Linked DNA regions of Mus musculus: region 2 is linked to region 1. A link is a loop called in an ENCODE intact Hi-C map of the cell type or tissue named here. Cell type or tissue: heart. All regions are shown on one strand. Links, peaks and the distances in the headings refer to the core of each region. The heading gives the core; the rest is flanking DNA. Region 1 holds the start of Zfp52 (zinc finger protein 52). Region 2 holds the start of Vmn1r234 (vomeronasal 1 receptor 234).

The links. A loop is a pair of places that touch in the nucleus more often than their neighbours do. Peaks named below come from ENCODE experiments on the same cell type or tissue, not always from the same donor. Only the 100,000 strongest peaks of a DNase experiment are listed, where the experiment ranks them.
Region 2: a loop joins it to region 1, with 2.6 times the contacts of the local background. A loop is called at or near these places in 4 of 42 quality-filtered maps.

The regions. Positions count from the first base shown.
Region 1 is chr17:21,529,469-21,538,184 of GRCm38, forward strand. Zfp52 (zinc finger protein 52) reads left to right here and starts at 6,071. Exons shown (of 5, transcript NM_144515.2): 1 at 6,071-6,365. It overlaps 9330136K24Rik (RIKEN cDNA 9330136K24 gene), which reads right to left and starts at 6,410. Exons shown (of 3, transcript NR_131123.1): 1 at 6,355-6,410; 2 at 4,960-5,003; 3 at 1-1,103. It also overlaps a transcript of Zfp53 not described here. In heart, for the core only: CTCF peaks have their summits at 2,658, 3,264 and 5,161 (motif pointing left); DNase peaks (open chromatin) are centred at 2,363, 3,063, 6,073, 6,373 and 2 weaker places; H3K4me3 peaks cover 3,289 bases; H3K27ac peaks cover 3,509 bases.
Region 2 is chr17:21,228,011-21,236,726 of GRCm38, forward strand. It overlaps Vmn1r234 (vomeronasal 1 receptor 234), which reads left to right and starts at 816. Exons shown (of 1, transcript NM_134198.2): 1 at 816-1,806. The coding sequence starts at 816. The coding sequence ends at 1,805. In heart, for the core only: a CTCF peak has its summit at 3,805 (motif pointing right); no DNase peak of the experiment used is centred there.

The sequences.
Region 1 (8,716 bases), core at 208-8,207:
ACACGCCTTTAATCCCAGCACTTGGGAGGCAGAGGCAGGTGGATTTCTGAGTTCAAGGCCAGCCTGGTCTACAGAGTGAGTTCCAGGAAAGCCAGGGCTATACAGAGAAACCCTGTCTCAAAAAACCAAAAACCAAACCAAACCAAAGCAAAACAAAAACAAAAACAAAACAATAAAAAAAAAACCAAACAGACAAATGTGTTGATGCTTTTAAGTAAGTAGTAGAAAGATTTAGATTTCTTGAACAGTAATTTTTTTTTAATTTTTTTTTTTTTGGTTTTTCCAGACAGGGTTTCTCTGTGTAGCCCTGGCTATCCTGGAACTCACTTTGTAGACCAGGCTGGCCTTGAACTCAGAGATCCACCTGCCTCTGCCTCCCGAGTGCTGGGATTAAAGGCGTGCGCCACCACGCCCGGCTCGGACAGTAATCTTTGTTACTGTGTATTATTGAGTACAAACACTGTGAACCTGGGATTTCATTAAATTTGTCACCAGTTTCTGAATAGAAACATGTATTCTAAGTACAATCAGCCATTTGAGCTCCACCCCAAAACCAGTTACTAACTCCTCAATTATTTGGTCCATCTTGAGCCAGTATACATTTTCTATAATGATGAGATATCTATTGTAAATCACAGACCCTTGAAGGCTGTCAGGCCATTGTTGTGGGAATACATAAAATTACAGTAAAAGAAACACATCTAAGTAGTTGCTGGTTGACTTATTGTAAGAAAGAGCTTATGGAGACAACCATTTATCAAATGTTTAATTTTGGAACAAACCCTATTAATCTGATTTGTTTTTAAAGGACTGTACATGGGATACTGTCCCTCAACATGTGAACACCGAAAAGGAGTCTTGTCAGTGTAGTGAGCTTGGTGAAATGCTTCATGAACCCCCAAACTGTGTACTTTATAAAAGAAGTGACACTACAGAAACCTCCAATAACTACAGATGCTGTAGTGACAAGGAAGCCTCTGTTGACTCATCAAACCCACATAGACATAAAAGCAGGCACACTGGAGAAGAACCTTCTGAATCTAAAGACTGTGAGAAATCCTTAACTTTGTCTTCCAACATTCCTCAAGATCAGAGATGCTACCCTGAAGAGAAAGAGCACAGGTAAAGAGAGTGTGATGGTGACTTCATCTCTACATACAGTCTCATGCAACAAACAATCTTCATTGGAGAGACACCACATCAGAGTGGAAAATGCAGGAAATGCTTCAGTAACCCCTCAAGCCTCGCTGTCCATCAGAGAATTCATACTGGACAGAAAACCTTCAAGTGCAATGTTTGTGACAAATCCTCGATTTCTCTGCTGAGTCAGGGTAGCACCAGAGTTAGCCATGTGAAGAAAGACCAGGTGTTTGTTTTGGGGGAACCTCTGATACAGAGGCTACCACCCACAAACACACTTTTGGTTTGATCCCAGACTATCAATTGGGAAGGCAATTCTAGAGTGTTGGGATCTCTGGCAAACGCTGGGAAGATGGGTGCCATGGAATCTAAAACAAAAATTTGTTCAAATTTGTCTGAACTCCCTGTGTTCTCCCAGGGAGAGCTGGGTTCCCTACTCTCCCTTCACTGCACTGACCATAGGGCTCCACGTGCCTCCCTATCCTTACCCTCCCTCCCCCTTCACCTCCCTCCTGTTGCAGCAGCAATGGTGGTTACCATAGTGATGGTGAAGGATCAGGCTGCTCATTTTAAATTACCCCCTTAAACCAGCAGGAGTAAAGTTTGCATGCTGGGTAAGAAGCACTTGACTTTGGGACAGATAATAAGGGTCGAATTATGGCTTCACCACCATCTTTCTTAAGAACAACAACACAGGACTTGAGTAGACCAGGAAAGTCTCCAAAAGATACTTTTCATTTGAGGTAATGTTTTTGTTTCTAGTGAAAGGCCAAACCTACTCTATCTTGGGACCGGCCTCCAACATAAAGATAAAAAAGCCTGAGAACTTGACCTGCAGCAGAACCCAAGCTGCATCCAAGTACCAGGAAGGACCCCATGGTTTGTCCTTGGCCAGAGTTACTTTCTAGCAACAGTTAATCAAAGATTAGTCTGATTTTTTCAGACGTACTTTCAGACCCTTTGGGATTGTTCATGATCTTGCTTCAGAGCACCCACCTGTCAGCTTACAATAGACATTCAGTTAGATATTTGTTAGGCTGGACGCCCCCTCACTTACTCCCATTCCTTATAAAACCTTGTCCTGCTGAGGGTTTGAGTCTGCTCTGGCCGGGTGTGGTGGCGCACGCTGCTCTGCCTTCCTTTCTGGTCCTGCTTTGTCAGGGTTGGGTTGGAGGAGAGCCCAAATCCAAACTTGAAATAAAGAGACCCAACAGAAACAGCTCCTTGGTGGCCATTTGGGGTTCATGAACTCTTCCTGGCACAACATTTTGGTGCATTGGCCTGGAACTCCAAGGCCACCAGGACCCAACCCTGGAGAATCTCGGCACTGGTTATCTCTGAGTCTGTGAGTCTATCCATGTGTGCTTGTGTGATACTGTAATAATCCTGTTCTGAATAATTCTGTAATTCTGTTCTGAAGAGGCCTAAAAAGCTGTATTACCTGGCAAGAAACAGCAAAAGAGGATGTAGAATCCGGCTGCGGTGGTCACCCTGGTACATCCTAGCCAAGGGGGCTTAGGCGTCGTTCCAAAGATTCTGGGGTACAGAGTGCCCCTGGTGTTAATGTCAGTGAAGGACAGAGCGGAAGTGTCCTGTTTGTTTTAGCTGCTGTATAGTTGTCTGTTCTGTGTGTGTCACTTTAAGGAATGTTGAGGGACTGACGCTGTAGCGATTTGAAGACCCACCCAGCCTCTCGGCTTAACTCTTTCTTTTCCAGACCGATTCGCTACTTTAGGGAGCCTGAGAGTCCCGGGCCTAGGTGCTGGTGTCCCGCAGCTGCGGCGGGAAGTCGCGCGGGGCTGAGCCCACCTCGGGCGGAAGGCCGTGGGGCCTCGCCGGGGCGGGGGCCCAGTCACTCCGCTGGGGAGCCTACCGGCCACCGCGGCGCCCTGGGCAGCGGGGAAAACCTGGGACCCGAGTGGCACCGCTCCGCTTTGCGCAGGCAGAGGAGAGGAGCCCAGTTACTCGGCGCCAGCCAACAAGATGCTGTGGTGCGCCCGGGCTCCTCGGGGATTCAAACCCCAGTGTGGGGCTCTCCCTGCAGGCGGCGGGGCACAAAGAATCTGACCCGACCCCTCGATTAGCCGCGGCTCACCCAGGCGCGTTTCTCTCCCCTTCCGCCGAGCGGCGCACACAAGGGTCCACGGCCCCTAGAATGGTCTAAGACTCCCGCGGCCCTAACCTAGATCTCCATAAGTGAGGACATGAGTTCCCAAAGAGCAGAGCTTCAAGCTTGGACAAAAGCAGGAGAGGCCGATGTCTCCCTTTACCAGATCGTAGAATGGCCTCCTGGTCACTCATTTTGCTCAGTAAATGGCTACCCTTCCTGCCAGAAGTGCTCGCTCCCGATCTGAACTGATGTAGTCTAAGTTGTAAAGAGAGTGGACACCATCCTGCCACACTCAGCCCACTGAGAAGAACAACCACCGGGGCAGTCACCTTCCCAGAGCTACAATAAGACAATATACTATGTTAAGATGGCAGGCAACCCAGGAGGGCTTCAGACTAAATTTTTCCAGCCTCTGCCTCTCCATGCCCTCTGCCCAAAGATTAAAATAAAGATAAGATTGGCCTTCAGAGCCTGAGTCTTTCATCCTGTCCTTGTGTCTTTCCTTGTTGATAAGGTCCTGATAGTTACCCAAGGTAAAGGCACAATTTACTTGATAGAAATGAGTTAACAAGTGGATCTTCTATCTACTGACACTGAAGACATCTATTGTACTAGAGAGGATATTCTAGTTGAGGTGTATGAGTTTTCAGGCACATATAACATACCAAATATAAATGACATGAAACAAATATTATAAACAAGACTAAGAGGAGCAATATGACTGAATCAATTATAAAATGACATCTTCAAAACAAAGCCCAGGACCAAATTGACAGAATTCTATCAGGACTTTGAAGAGCAGCAAATAGACTAATATTTAATACTTCTTGACACACACAAAAATATCAAGACTTCCTGACTCTATTATCTGATACTAAGCCAGATAATGAATAAACCTGACATGTTGGAGCATGCCTTTAATCCTAGCATTCCAGAGTCAGGAACTGCTGATCTCAGTGAATTCAAGGCCATCTTGGCCCTCAAAACTGAAAAAAAAAAAAAAAAAAAAAATCCATCAGATACTGTTAGAACTAAGAAGAAATTACACACTGATTTTTTTTTAATTGATCTAGGTATGTTATCACGGGCCTTTAAGCACAGGTTCACACAGAGAAACCTTGTCTACCATGAATGAATGCCCCGATTTTTTTATTATTAGTTATTTCACACATACACACACACAAAGATAAAATGCATGTATATCACAGCATTGTGTGTTTCTGTGCCCACTTCAAATACTGCCCATTCTCACTCCTACCTCTCTGCTATCCTGGTCCACAGTTCCAACAGTCACTTTGTTCATGTCTATTCATATTGCCTGGCACCCACTAAGATGAACCAGAGCCATTTGTGAGACTGTGGGTTTGAAGCTATGTTCAGGAGCCTGATGTGCTCAGCACAGGATGACAACTAAAGCCAGTGATTCTTCTTCTACAGTCTATCCATTGCCAATGCCTGAGAGGTAAAGCCTTTTCCCTTTCCTAGATTGACCGTGGTCTTGTGTGGGGCCAGTGCAGGCAAGGACAGCTGCTCTTGGTTACTGATTGCAGTAGTTGTATGGAGTCTAGAGAACTCTAGACTTGGAATTCTTAGCCTTTCCCCCTCTCTCCCTTCTTATTTCCTAACCATCTCTTCTTCCTCCATGCTTCTCAGAGCTAGACATTGGATTGTAAAACTGACTTTTCTAGGGTTGGGACCACAAACCTTACTTATTTTCTGCATCTGGGACGTGCAAGATTCTCTGCGTACACCACTGTACTAGAGAGAGAGAGAGAGAGAGAGAGAGAGAGAGAGAGAGAGAGAGAGAGAGAGTTAGTTCTAGGTTTTATCTCAAAGCACTTTTGGAATCATGAAGACAAACTTGTTTCTGCTTTACTAAAATGACATGTCCGCCATCTAGTGGTGAAAGAAGTTCAATGAAGTATGAATTCAGTCCTGACTGTTGAGGTCTGTCCCTGTAACATAGCTGTAGCCATTTTGTTCCATGCCTGCCAGCTATTTCACATTGTTTCTGTAATATGCCAGTTAGTCATTGACACAGAAAAATAATTTGACTCAGAGCAGGGTCGTGTTCCACATACCCTGTTATCTTCTGTGTGTTCTGAAGTTGGTTAATCTTAAGAACTTTGAAAATTATATGCTCCACTTAGGACCAATCAGAATAAAGGTCAGATAGAACTGCTCTGTCTGGCTAGCAAAAATAGCTTGGGTCAGAGAAAACCACAGGTCAGCACTTCCTGCACCTGCATATGAGCGCATTGTGATTTTTTTCATTCTTAAACCAGTCCTGAGAAGTGTTTGTGGTTGTAGCTCAGCCCCCAAATTCTGATCAGTCTTAGGGTATGCATCCAATTATCTGTCCTTGTCTGACTGAGATCAGGGTTTGTGTGGCATGTAGGGCTACTGCTGGACCCCAACACTGACCACTGAGTTCTTGAGACAACCTCCCCCCTCCCCCAAATCCACGTTCCTGAAAAGTCTCTCTCCAAATCAAAATTGAAGTATTTGGTTTTGGTTTCTCATGTTTGTGTTTTGGGGATGGGACTCTGGCATCCGAATTTAGCCTGTTGTTTGGTATGCAGTATGTGGTGGAGAGGATGATAGTGAGATGGGGATCTTAGGTTGTCTGTTTTGCATCTGAAAGATTCAGAATTCACTATGGGGATCAGATATCGGGGTGCAGGGTCCTACCAGATATAGTTCTGGTCTAGACTGGCTGCAAGAGTGTGGGGAGACTGTGCAGAGCAACCTGAAGGGAAGAGCTGTGGCAGAAAGAAGCCTGAGACAGAGTGGGAGGGGCCGGTCTCCGCTGGGCGGGCCCACTCGCCCAGAAATAGAGGATGGAAGATGTGGTACATTGGCTGGGTGTAGAGGAAGGGTGTAGTGTGGGTGGGATTAGAAGACTGAGGCCAGGGAAGCTAGGAAGCAAGGTGTGTTAGCTTGGGAAGTGGGACTAAAAAGTCAAAGTCTGGAGTGTCAAGAATCCGGTACAAGACTGAGCTGGGGTTGGGGTTGAGGGGTAGAGCGGCTGCACAGTGTGGAATCGCGTGGTGGAGACCTGAGTATGGAGGAAACGGCGGGGCTCGCAGAACCGGAAAACTTACCTATACCGCAGGTACCTTTTGAGCATCCTGGGAGAGTCAGCAGTTTAGCAGCTGGCAGAGGCAGCAGCGGGGGATGGGGGAGAGGAAGTGGGAGTGGGGGTGGGGACAAGGGAGGGAGGCGCTCGAACCTTCCAGGTCCGAGGAGCTGAGGCGGGGCTGGGGAATGGGCAGGAGTGGGAGGGGAGCAGAGCGGGATCAATTTCCCCTCTGATCATAAGGATAACGACTCTCAAAATTGTGCTGTGGATGTCAGACCCTCGTCGATAAATTTTCAGTAATATTAACTGGAATAATACTATTTCTTTTTATTGACCTTCTGGCTGATCTAGTAGAATATTTGAATTTATCAGTTAATATTTGAAAACGCAGCTCTCTTTGCTATGACGGAAAGGACAAAGCTATTGAAATTTACAATCATCCATACTAACTTCCGTATTCTACCACTTCTCTATTTAAGAAAGTGGCATGTGGTGGATTCCCCATGAGCTTTTAGTCACGAAAGGAACTCCTGCAAACTTAAATGAATTTGATTGTACTGTTTGTTGTGAGTTTTACTGGTATGGATGTAAAAATTAAGTTTTAAAAGTAAACTGTCTATCTACTATTAATTTTCCATCGGGAACGTATGCAATCTGTGATGCAAATTGTGAAAAGAGTGGCGCCAGGCTTGGTGACACTCACGTTTTATCTCAGCACTCAGGAGCAAAGGCTATATAGTGAGTTCCAGGACAGCCAGAGCTATATGGTGAGACACTGTCTCAAAAAACAAAACAATAAAAATAATTACAAAAAAAAAAAAAAAAAAGAGGAGGAGAGAATAAATAATGAAGGAAGGAAAGAAGAAAGGAAGAAAGCAAACAATCAAGGAAGGAAAGCCAGCTAAGAAAAAGAAAAAAAAATGTGTCTTCTTGTTGAGGTCTGCCCCATCTCAGAATAGCTGTAGCCATTTTGTTCCATGCATGCCAGCTATTTCAGATTGTTGCTGTAACATGCCTGCCAGTCACTGACACAGAAAAATAACTTGACTCAGAGCAAGGTCATGCTGATCACGTATCCTGTTATGTTCTGTTTGAGGTTTGTTAATCTTAAGAATTTCCACAAAGCCTTACGTAGGACCTATCAAATTAAAGGTCAACATGAACTGTTAGTCTAAAATGGCTTGAGTCAGAGCAGAGCCCTTCCTGCACCTGAATGTGATCTCATTGTGCTTTCTGTTCTTTGGGTTTTTTTCCTCCTTTTATAAGCTTACAGGAAAAGATATTTGTGTAGTTGCTCAGCCCCTGAAGTCTACTACCTGACTTATGAGTCTTAGGTTGTGCCTTCAAAAAACCATCAAGGATCAGATGGCTTACAGAGATCAGGATTTGTTTGTGTGGTTTGTTGGGCAACTCTTGGACCCCAACACTTTTGCTGAGTTTTTTTTTTTTTTAATATTTTTTTATTCTATATATGTGAGTACACTGTTGCAGGCTTCAGACACACCAGAAGAGGCCATTGGATTCCCATTACAGATGGTTGTGAGCCACCATGTGGTTGCTGGAAATTGAACTCAGGACCTCTGGAAGAGCAGTCAGTGCTCTTAACTGCTGAGCCATCTCTCCAACCCCTCTGCTGAATTCTTAATGTTGTAAATTAGAGTCTGGAAATCAGAGTATTCTCTTTGAGGGAATCCGGTCACAGTATTTTCACAGCTAGACAGGGCATTTTATAAACCAGTTTGTGGTGGCATATACCTTTAATCCTAGCACTCCTGAGGCAGAGGCAGGTAGATCTTGGAATTCTTTGCCAGCCTGGTCTACACAGTGAGTTTAAGGATAGCCAGGGCTACACAGAGAAACTCTGTTTGGGGGGAAGGGGGATAAAGAGACAAAAACAAAGTTAAGAGGTATTATAATATAGGATAATATTAGAAACAATCTTGTGAATAATTATGATCATCTACATCAGAAAAAAAAATCTCTGCAATCCTCTTGTTTTTCTTGGTTCAAAAAAAAAAAATTCTGCCCATGGATACATGACCAAATTGCTATGTAGAAGTCATCATATAGACCAGGCTGGACTGGAATTCACAGATTTCCACCCACCTCTATCTCCTCAGTGCTCACATTAAAGTTGTGCACCAGCAGGAATGTTCAAACCATTGTCTTTTATTTTATGGTCTGTTGACAATCAGTGGTGTGACTGTGGACTTCTCCCAGGAGGAGGGGCAATGCCTGGTCTCTGCTCAGAGGGCTCTGTACAGACTGCATGTTGCAGAATTGGAACTCTCTGATTTCTGTGGGTGAAAATAGTTTTCTTGCTATCTCCCTTGCTCCTCCTTAGGGTTCTTGGCAAATTAGACTGCAGGTATGTGAGATTTGTG
Region 2 (8,716 bases), core at 490-8,489, 300 kb before region 1:
AAAAATCAGAATGAAAACCTGCTTCAATGCTACTAGCACTACTAAGCTCAGCTAATGACTGGTACATCAGTTCATCCCAGGAAATAAGCATTGTATTTATTCCTTTCTATACATTTTTGCTATTGTGTGATTTCTTTGTTTTATAAGGTGATGCTTTGACCACTGATCAACCAACAAGTCTTGTGATTGTTTGATGTGCTGTTTTTCTTTATATGAAATAAGTGAGTTCTAGGTCAACACCTTTGACTCATGCTGCACTTTATTCATTGCAAAGACATATAATCTTTCAGGACCCTGAGTTTTTTGATAGAATAGCTTATGCACTTCTATCAACAGATCTCAATGTTCACTAATAATTTATATTGGTCTATACCATTAATATTCACAAACCAATGGTTACTTGAAATAGAAAGAAATCATGAAAGTCTAGCCACATGTGACACAATAGGAACATAAGAAATTAGAGGCAAATACTCCACAAGTATACCTGAAAAGCCCAATAAATAACTAGAACTAATGGAGCATGTGAAATGGTTATACACCCAAAATATCACCACCTAGCCAGATATGCCTCTCAGTATCCTGAAACAAGCAAAATTTCTAAATCTCAACTATACTGTATGTAACTCAGATTCCTTCATCTTCACTGATAACCCATTAAGTAATAATATATACCTTATAGGTTTAGAAGGGTCAACTAATTATACATTGTTTTTCTTAGAAATCTAGGATCTATACATTTAAAAAATCACAGTGAATCACTTATTAATTCTAGTGAGAATAACTTGCATGGCAAATGCCAGGTTTTAAGTAACATGAAGCAAGTAGTCCATGCCTACCTCCTCATGCAGAATCCTCGGGATCAGGCAGAAGGGTCTCATCAAATCACTTCTGGTGATATGGCTATAGGGGTTATTTTGGTATCACAGACTGTTGCTGGAGTTTTGGGCAATTCGTGTCTCCTCTACAATTATATAGTGCTTTACTTCAAATCATACAAATTAAAGCACATGGACTGGATTTTGATGCACTTGATTGTGTCCAACTTCTTAACTCTCCTATGTAAAGGTGTTCCACAAGCAATGGCAGCTTTTGGTTTTCAATGTTTCTTCAATGATTTTGAGTGCAAACTACTTTCCTACCTTCATAGGGTGGGAAGAGGCGTGTCATTCGGCAGTGCATGCTTATTGAGTGTCTTCCAGGTCATCACTATCAGCCCAGAGGATGCCATTTGGACAATCTTAAAAAAAAAAGCACCCAAGTGCATCAGCTCTTCCCTATACTTGACTTGGATTCTATCTCTCCTTTTTAGCATTGTTTCCCTTAAGTATATGTCTGCAAAATTGTGCAATGTTAACAACACAAATCTCAAGGACTTGGGTTACTGTTCTTCTCTTTCTTTTGACAAAACTGCTGAAGTACTGCATGCAGCACACGTGATTATCCCTGGTGCTGTGTGCATGTTTTTCATGCTGTGCTCCAGTGGTTCCATGGTTCTCATTTTGCACAGGCACAGGCAGAGGATGGAACATATGATTAGGAGCAATATTTTCCCTAGATCCAGCCATGAGTCCAGAGCAACACAAACCATTCTTCTCCTAGTGAGTACCTTTGTATGTTTCTATACACTCTCCACACTTTTAACTATTTGTTTAAACTTTTTAGTTAATCTTACCTGGCATCTAGTGAGTATCCATGCAATATTCTCAATGTGTTTTGCTTCTGTAAGCCCCTACTTGCTCATGAGACATGGTTCCAGCACATCCATCCATTGCTTTGCTTGGGTAAACTATCAAAAATCCTAAAGGTCATCCTATGTATTCCAAACACTTATGGAATTCTGACATTAATTATCATGCTCAGAGAAATGTTTGTATTCAATAGGAATATTATTATATTTTGTATAACAATATTTAGTGCTAAAGGTATGTGTATGTTTTTGCTTGTTTTTTTTCATATAAGAACAAGTCAGCACATATTTACTGAAATTGTGTTTACTATCCATCAAGAAATACCACTGGAAGACAGCACAGAACATATCAATCACAAGGTATAGAAGGATGCAAATAATTGTGAATTTTAGAAACTGAAATAATGATAACTACAACAATAACAAATTGCTTTCAAACAAAATGCATTTCATATTGGCTTTTCTTTCTGGGGCATGAGTGAAAATGAAAATAAACTGAAATTCTTTCATTGCTCTCCCTATGTTTCATATTAGTGGTGTTAGTTAAAATAACCTTGTAACTAATGCCCACAATATTTCACTTGAGTCCATGCAATATGATTTTGTCTTGCTGGAAATTGGGTGGAAATATGGAGGGTGCTCATCACCATGTGATATATGCTTTATGCCATCCATACAACTTTTTTGTTTGTTTGTTTGTTTGTTTGTTTGTTTGTTTGTTTTTGAGACAGGGTTTCTTTGTGTAGCCCTGGCTGTCCTGAAACTCACTCTATAGACTAGGTTGGTCTCTGCCTCCCAATTGCTGGGATTAAAGGTGTGCACCACCACTGTCCAGCACAACTTTTTTCTATATGTGGATTTTCACTACTTTTAATTGCTTACATAGTGATGTACACATAATTGGAATTTAAATTAAATGCATACTACGGTTGAAAACAGTCAAAATCTAAAATAATTGAATGAGTATCAAAAATGTTAAATTAGGACATGACAAGCTTGAATTCCTTTCCTAGATTAAATTTTCAGTTATTAGTTTGTATCTCTGAAGCATTCATGAATGTCAGTTTTCTTGTTGTTAAGAACATTTCCCAGTAAAAGTACACTGTGCATGGAACTTCAACCTTGGAAATGACTATTCCATTTTCCATCATGCTTTTCCTTGGTTAGAATCAAGATCTCACAGGTGGAGTTGTTACCTGTACTGTGGCTGCAAAGAACTGGGTCTGACAACAACCAAACAAGCATCAGGAAGGAATTTCAGGGATTTTACCTCTCAATACAACTTTCAGCCAAGGATTAATTGTGGCTGTTTGCTACTGATTGTCTTCATAGTACAGTAGATTCCTCTAAATTGAAACATTCTCTCAGGAAGAAGTATGGGGGAGATGAGGTCCCTGGAATCAGGAAGAAGACAATTTTTCCTTGTCTGTGAAAGAAGAAACTTGCAAGGATCGCAAGATCCTCTCTTCAGTGCTATTAAACAATAAGTCAACTGTTGTGGGTGGTGGCTTCTGTTTCTTTCTGCCTAGAGGAAATTGGTAGACAGGTGAGAATTCTAAAAAGCCATAAAAAAGCTTCAGCATGGCCTTTTCAATCTCTGTGTTTCTGTTAGTGATGTAGTTGCTTTTCTTCTCTTCCTGTTACTGTTGTGATGGCTAACAGAATACTTAAAGTTTAAACTTACTTTATGAGAAGCCACAAGGTAAAAACGCTTCCATCATGAAAGTTCCTAGCTTATACAAGGTATAACCTGGCAGCCGATTCCATTTTGTCTCAGACACTGAAGACTATTCGAAAAAATTGTCTGCTATGCTTTTTATTAATTATTTTATTTATTTATATCCCAAATGCTGTATCCTCTCACAAAGTTCGTCTTCCCATCCTCCATCCTCTTTGCCTCTGAGACGGTACCCAACCCTGGTATCCCCCTACCCTAGTTTATCAAGTCTTTACAGGATTAGGTGTATACTCTAGCACTGAGACAAGGCAAGGCAGACCTCTGCAACATATGTACCAGGGTCTATGGTCCAGCCCATGTATGCTCTTGAAAGAAAGATGAAATTTCAAGACCTGTAAGTCATATAAAGTACTCAGAAATTGTGGAAAGCCGCAATATACATGCCGTCACTAGATGGTGCTAAACCTCCATCGTGCCAAACCGATCTCTCAGTTTAGATTGAGCTCATGGTGCACAGCTGCAAGAGCAAAAGCCCGCCTAAAGTCACCAGCCCATTTCCGGGGCACCTGTCCATCTCCCTGGGCACTAGCCCAACCCCTGGGGGCTTTAGCCTATCCCCAGGGGGCATGAGTATCGTGGGTGTAGCTACCGGTCCTAGTTTAGACTCGTCACACCTTAAGGGTATTTAAGCCACACACTTTCTGAGCCTTCTTTGTCTACCTCAATATTTTATGAAGTAAGTTAACCACGGAAGAATCTGGCGTGTCCTGTGTTTATTTCCTGCGGGACGGGGATAAGCTCAGGATAAGAAATTGCTGATTGTTTGTGAGCCTAGAGGCTGCCTGGGGCTGAGAACAAAGAAGAACAAACCCAGGCATGCCCCCATCATTAAAGCATTCCTGGGAACAGCTTGGCCATAAAGATAAAGAGGAATGTCAGGACATAACAGGGCTATCTGAACTGAGTCAACAACCATCTGGCCCGGCACCTCCCTCTGCCCATTGCCCGTTGGCACAGTTTAAAGTCATAAATTAACCAGATACTCTGCTAGCATTAAAAAAAAAAATCCAAATCACAGAACTCTGACACCCTGGCCTGCACGTATTCTTTTGCTGACATGTAATTTTTCTGCTGATGTTTGAATAAGCCAATAGTGTGTCACTATGCTGAATTCCCCACCTCTAAGCCTTTTACCTCATAAAAACTCCTAGCTTTCGAGCCTCAGGGTCAAATCCTCTGTCTCGTGCTTGAGATACTTTTTGACCCGGATCTCTGCCATTAAACTGCCTCGTGTGTTTGCAGAAAGAAGGATTGTCATGTTTCTTTGGGTGTGCTCTCTCTCCTGAGACTAGAGTGGGGGTCCCCGAAAGGAGGTCTTACACTCTTAGGTTGGTGACTTAGTCTCTGGGACTTCCCACAGGTCCAGGTTAGTTTACACTGTTGGTCTTCCTGTGGAGTTGGATCCCCTTCCGTTCCTTCAATCCTTCCATCTGGGTTCCTGATCTCAGGCCAATGCTTGGCTATGAGTATCTGCATCTGTCTCAGTCAGAAGCTGTTTGAGTCTCTCAGGGGACAGCCATGTTACGTTCCTCTGTACAAGCACAATACCGCATCAGTAATAGTGTTAGAGATTATTGCTTGCCCATGAGATGGATCCCAAATTAGGCCTGTCACTGGTCAGCCATTCCATCAGTCTCTGCTTCACTTTTGTCCCTGCAATTCTTTTAGACAGGAACAATTTGGGGTTGGCAATTTTGTTGTTCTACAAAAGAATGGGTCACAAGGATAACTGCTATTTCTGCTTTTGTAATCAAGGTTGCTTACTCTACTAAAGTGTAGCCATATGTTTTTTTTCCCATGTAAGCCCTGGATTGCTATGGCATTTAAAGCTGGGTCTTGGCTTGTTCTGAGAATTAGGCCCTACACCAGGAAACATAAATTTTCACTAGTTTCATTTTGGTGTCAGAGTACAGCTACAACAGTTTTCTATTTTGTGGGATAATTTTAGAAGGGCTGTTTGTTCTTCTTTCTCAGACATGGTGAGTCCCTTTTAGTCTGAAGAAATTAAATAGTGACACTGTTTCTGAAGAAACATGAGCAAATATCTATTTACCCCGGAGAGGAAACAAATTTCAGAACAAAGTTTTAGAATTGTGTTTAGACTATTTTGTGATAGGCTCTTCCTGGGGAACTTAAATACACATAGAAAGCAAACCCACAAAAATCCTTGTATCTTGGAAAACAAATTGATTTTTTTTTAGGACCACTAAAAGAAGTATGGAAAAGGGATTGCTTACAGTGTTGTGGTCTGGAGTCATTCAGTGTTTCACCAATATGACAACAAAAAGCTTTAGAATCCTTCTAAGTCTATGATCACCTTCCTCATGATGGAATGGATATTTCAATTCAGAGGAAACAGTAAAAAACTCATTTCCTTTTTTCTAGCTCTTATTGTATTTCTCCCTTTCTTATTCAGTATAGCAGCAATTTGGAGGAGTGATGTGTGTGAATATATATATATATATATATATATATATATATATATATATACACACATATACACATACACACACACACACACATACTTGTATGTGTGTTTCTGAAGGTCATACAGGAGGAACAACAAACACCTTTAAAACTCAAGGAATATGGCACATTAGTTAGCACAACTAAGATAGGTATGCCTCAGAGGCACATTCTTGAGTACTATGTATCCAGTGGCCTTTGTGTTCTGGAGTTTTTCTCTGCTTGTTTCTTTCACATCCAACTTAATGTAAGAATTATACAAAATCTGTAAGTGGTCTCCATCCCTTCACTGAACATTATCATTGGCAATTACAATAATGATACTTGAAAATTTTCAAGCATTGCTGCAGGAGCAAATTAATGACTCAATCACCACCCCTGTAAAGAACATAGACATGTAGATTGTTAGTAATGGCCATCTCACTTAGTATGCATTTGGAAAGATAAAATTGTTAGTGAAGTTAGTTAGGGTGTTTTTGCTAGTGACTGTGAAATAGAAAATCTTAGGGAGAAATTTGAAGTTCAAAAATGCACACTCTCTTTTTAAAAAAAACTTTTTATTGAAGATTTTATTTATTTATATTTCAAATGTTATCCCCTTTCCTGATTTCCCCGCTGCAAATTCTCCATCCCATCCCTCTCCCCCTGCTTTTATGAGGGTGATCCCACCCACCCACTCACCCACTCCAACCTCACCGCCCTAGTGGTACCTTACACTGGGGCACAAGCCTTTACAGGGCCGAGGACATCCCTTCCCATTGATGCTAGATAAGGCCATCCTCTGCTACATTAGCAACTGGAGCCATGGTCCCTCCATGTGTAGTCTTTGGTGGTTTAGTCCATGGGAACTGTGGGGAAGTCTGTTTGGTTGATATTGTTTTTCTTCCTATGGGGTTGTAAACCCCTTCAGCTTCTTTAGTCCTTCACCTATCTCCCTCATTGTGGTCCCCGTGCTCAGTCCAAGGCTGCAAGCATCCTCATCTGTCTGTAAAGGCTCTGGCAGAGTCTCTCCGGGACATCGATATCAGGCTCCTGTCAGCAAGCACTTGGCATCAGCAATAGTGTCTGGGTCTGATGTCTGCATATGTGATAGATTCCCAAGTGGGGCAGTTTCTGGATGGCCTTTCCTTCAGTCACTGCTCCACTCTTTGTCCCTGTATTTCTTTTAGACGGTAGCAGTTCTGGGTCAAAGTTTTGGAGGTGGGTAGGTGGCCCCATTCCTCAACCTGGAGGCCATGCTGCACCACTGGATGTTGGCAGCGATCCTGTTTGAATATTAGCTGACTTGTCAGCCATAAGTGCTTACTTACAAAGTCTTGGCCTCTGTGGGAAAGTACTAGTCCACCTGAGTACAAATAGACACAGATCTGGAAGTCAGCAGAGAAAAAAATAGCTATCAATCTTGTAGATAGATGCGTAATAACCCTTTCTGCTCTGATCTTCCTGCTGAACTATTTACCCAGTCACTATTCTGTTCCTGGGAATAGGTGCATTACCCAGAGACAAAGCAACCCCCCTACATTCCCCTCCTGTTCCTATGAGTATATAACCTGTGTGGGAAAAATAAAAATTTGTCAGCTTGAACAGAAACTAGTCTTGCTGTCTGTTCTTTGTGTTTCTTTGTGCCCCATTCTCTTCCAGGTGGCCCCTCAAGTCCCTGTTCGACTGTCCTGCTGGTCTGGACAACTGGATATGGTCTCTACAGGTTCTCCCTCCTCTTCATTGGGTATTTCAGCTAATGCCATCACTGTTGGGTCCTGGGAGCCTCTTTCTTTTCTGGTGTCTATGACTTTCTGGTGGCTACCCCAGTTCCCCATCCCCCATTGCTACACACCTCTGTTCAATTTCCTGTGCATTCACAGAGAGCCTCTGTGCATTCCCCCATCCCCTCTTATACCTGATTAGACATCCTTTTCCCCATTTCCCTCTATTTCTCATAAGTCCCTCCCACCCTCTACTTCCGTAATTATTTTGTTCCCTCTTCTAAATAGGACTGAAGCATCCACACATACTCTTAATAGTTGACCTAGAGACATTTTGAGGTCAGGGAACAAAACTATTGGAAGACTAACTAGCACTGGCTAATGTGAATTTTACTGAGACAGGCCTGTCAACTTAGGTGGTAATTAATGTCTTGATACATTTTTGCCTCAGCTTCCTTGTGTGATATATTAAAAGTCGATGATGAGTAGATGTGCATTCTTATGACTTAAAGAAGAAATGACTATTTTTTTATATAAAAGTTTAGATTTGTGATTCATTTAAGATTTTTATAAATCACTTTATAAGTTAAAATTACATAATTGATTCTTTCTTTGTAACTGTAATTTCCTATCTGCTGGCAACAGAAATTGGCAACTGAAAAAGTTACTTTGATTGCTTACACTGTTAGCCTATAACAAGTTATTTAGATATGAATGTACTTGGAGTCTTGAGAAAAATTTGTTTTCTTTACTTCTGCTATGTAATGTGAAAGTATTAGGGAACATACTGTTTTTCACACTTATTCCCTAGAGGAAAAATAAAATGGGCATTTTAATGTACAAAATATATATCACATTGTAATTCTATACTGCTTGCCAGATTTTACTGGTACATATAAGCTGTAGGAAAGAAAAAGCAGTGGCTCGAGCCTACTCGTTGGAGTTTGCTCTATCCACTCATGATGTGAATGTGTATTTGTATGTATGTATGTATGTATGTATGTATGTATGTATGTTTGTATGTGTCTTAGTCAGGGTTTCTATTACTACACAAACATCATGACCAAGAAGCAAGTTGGGGAGGAAAGGGTTTATTTGGCTTACACTTCCATGCTGCTG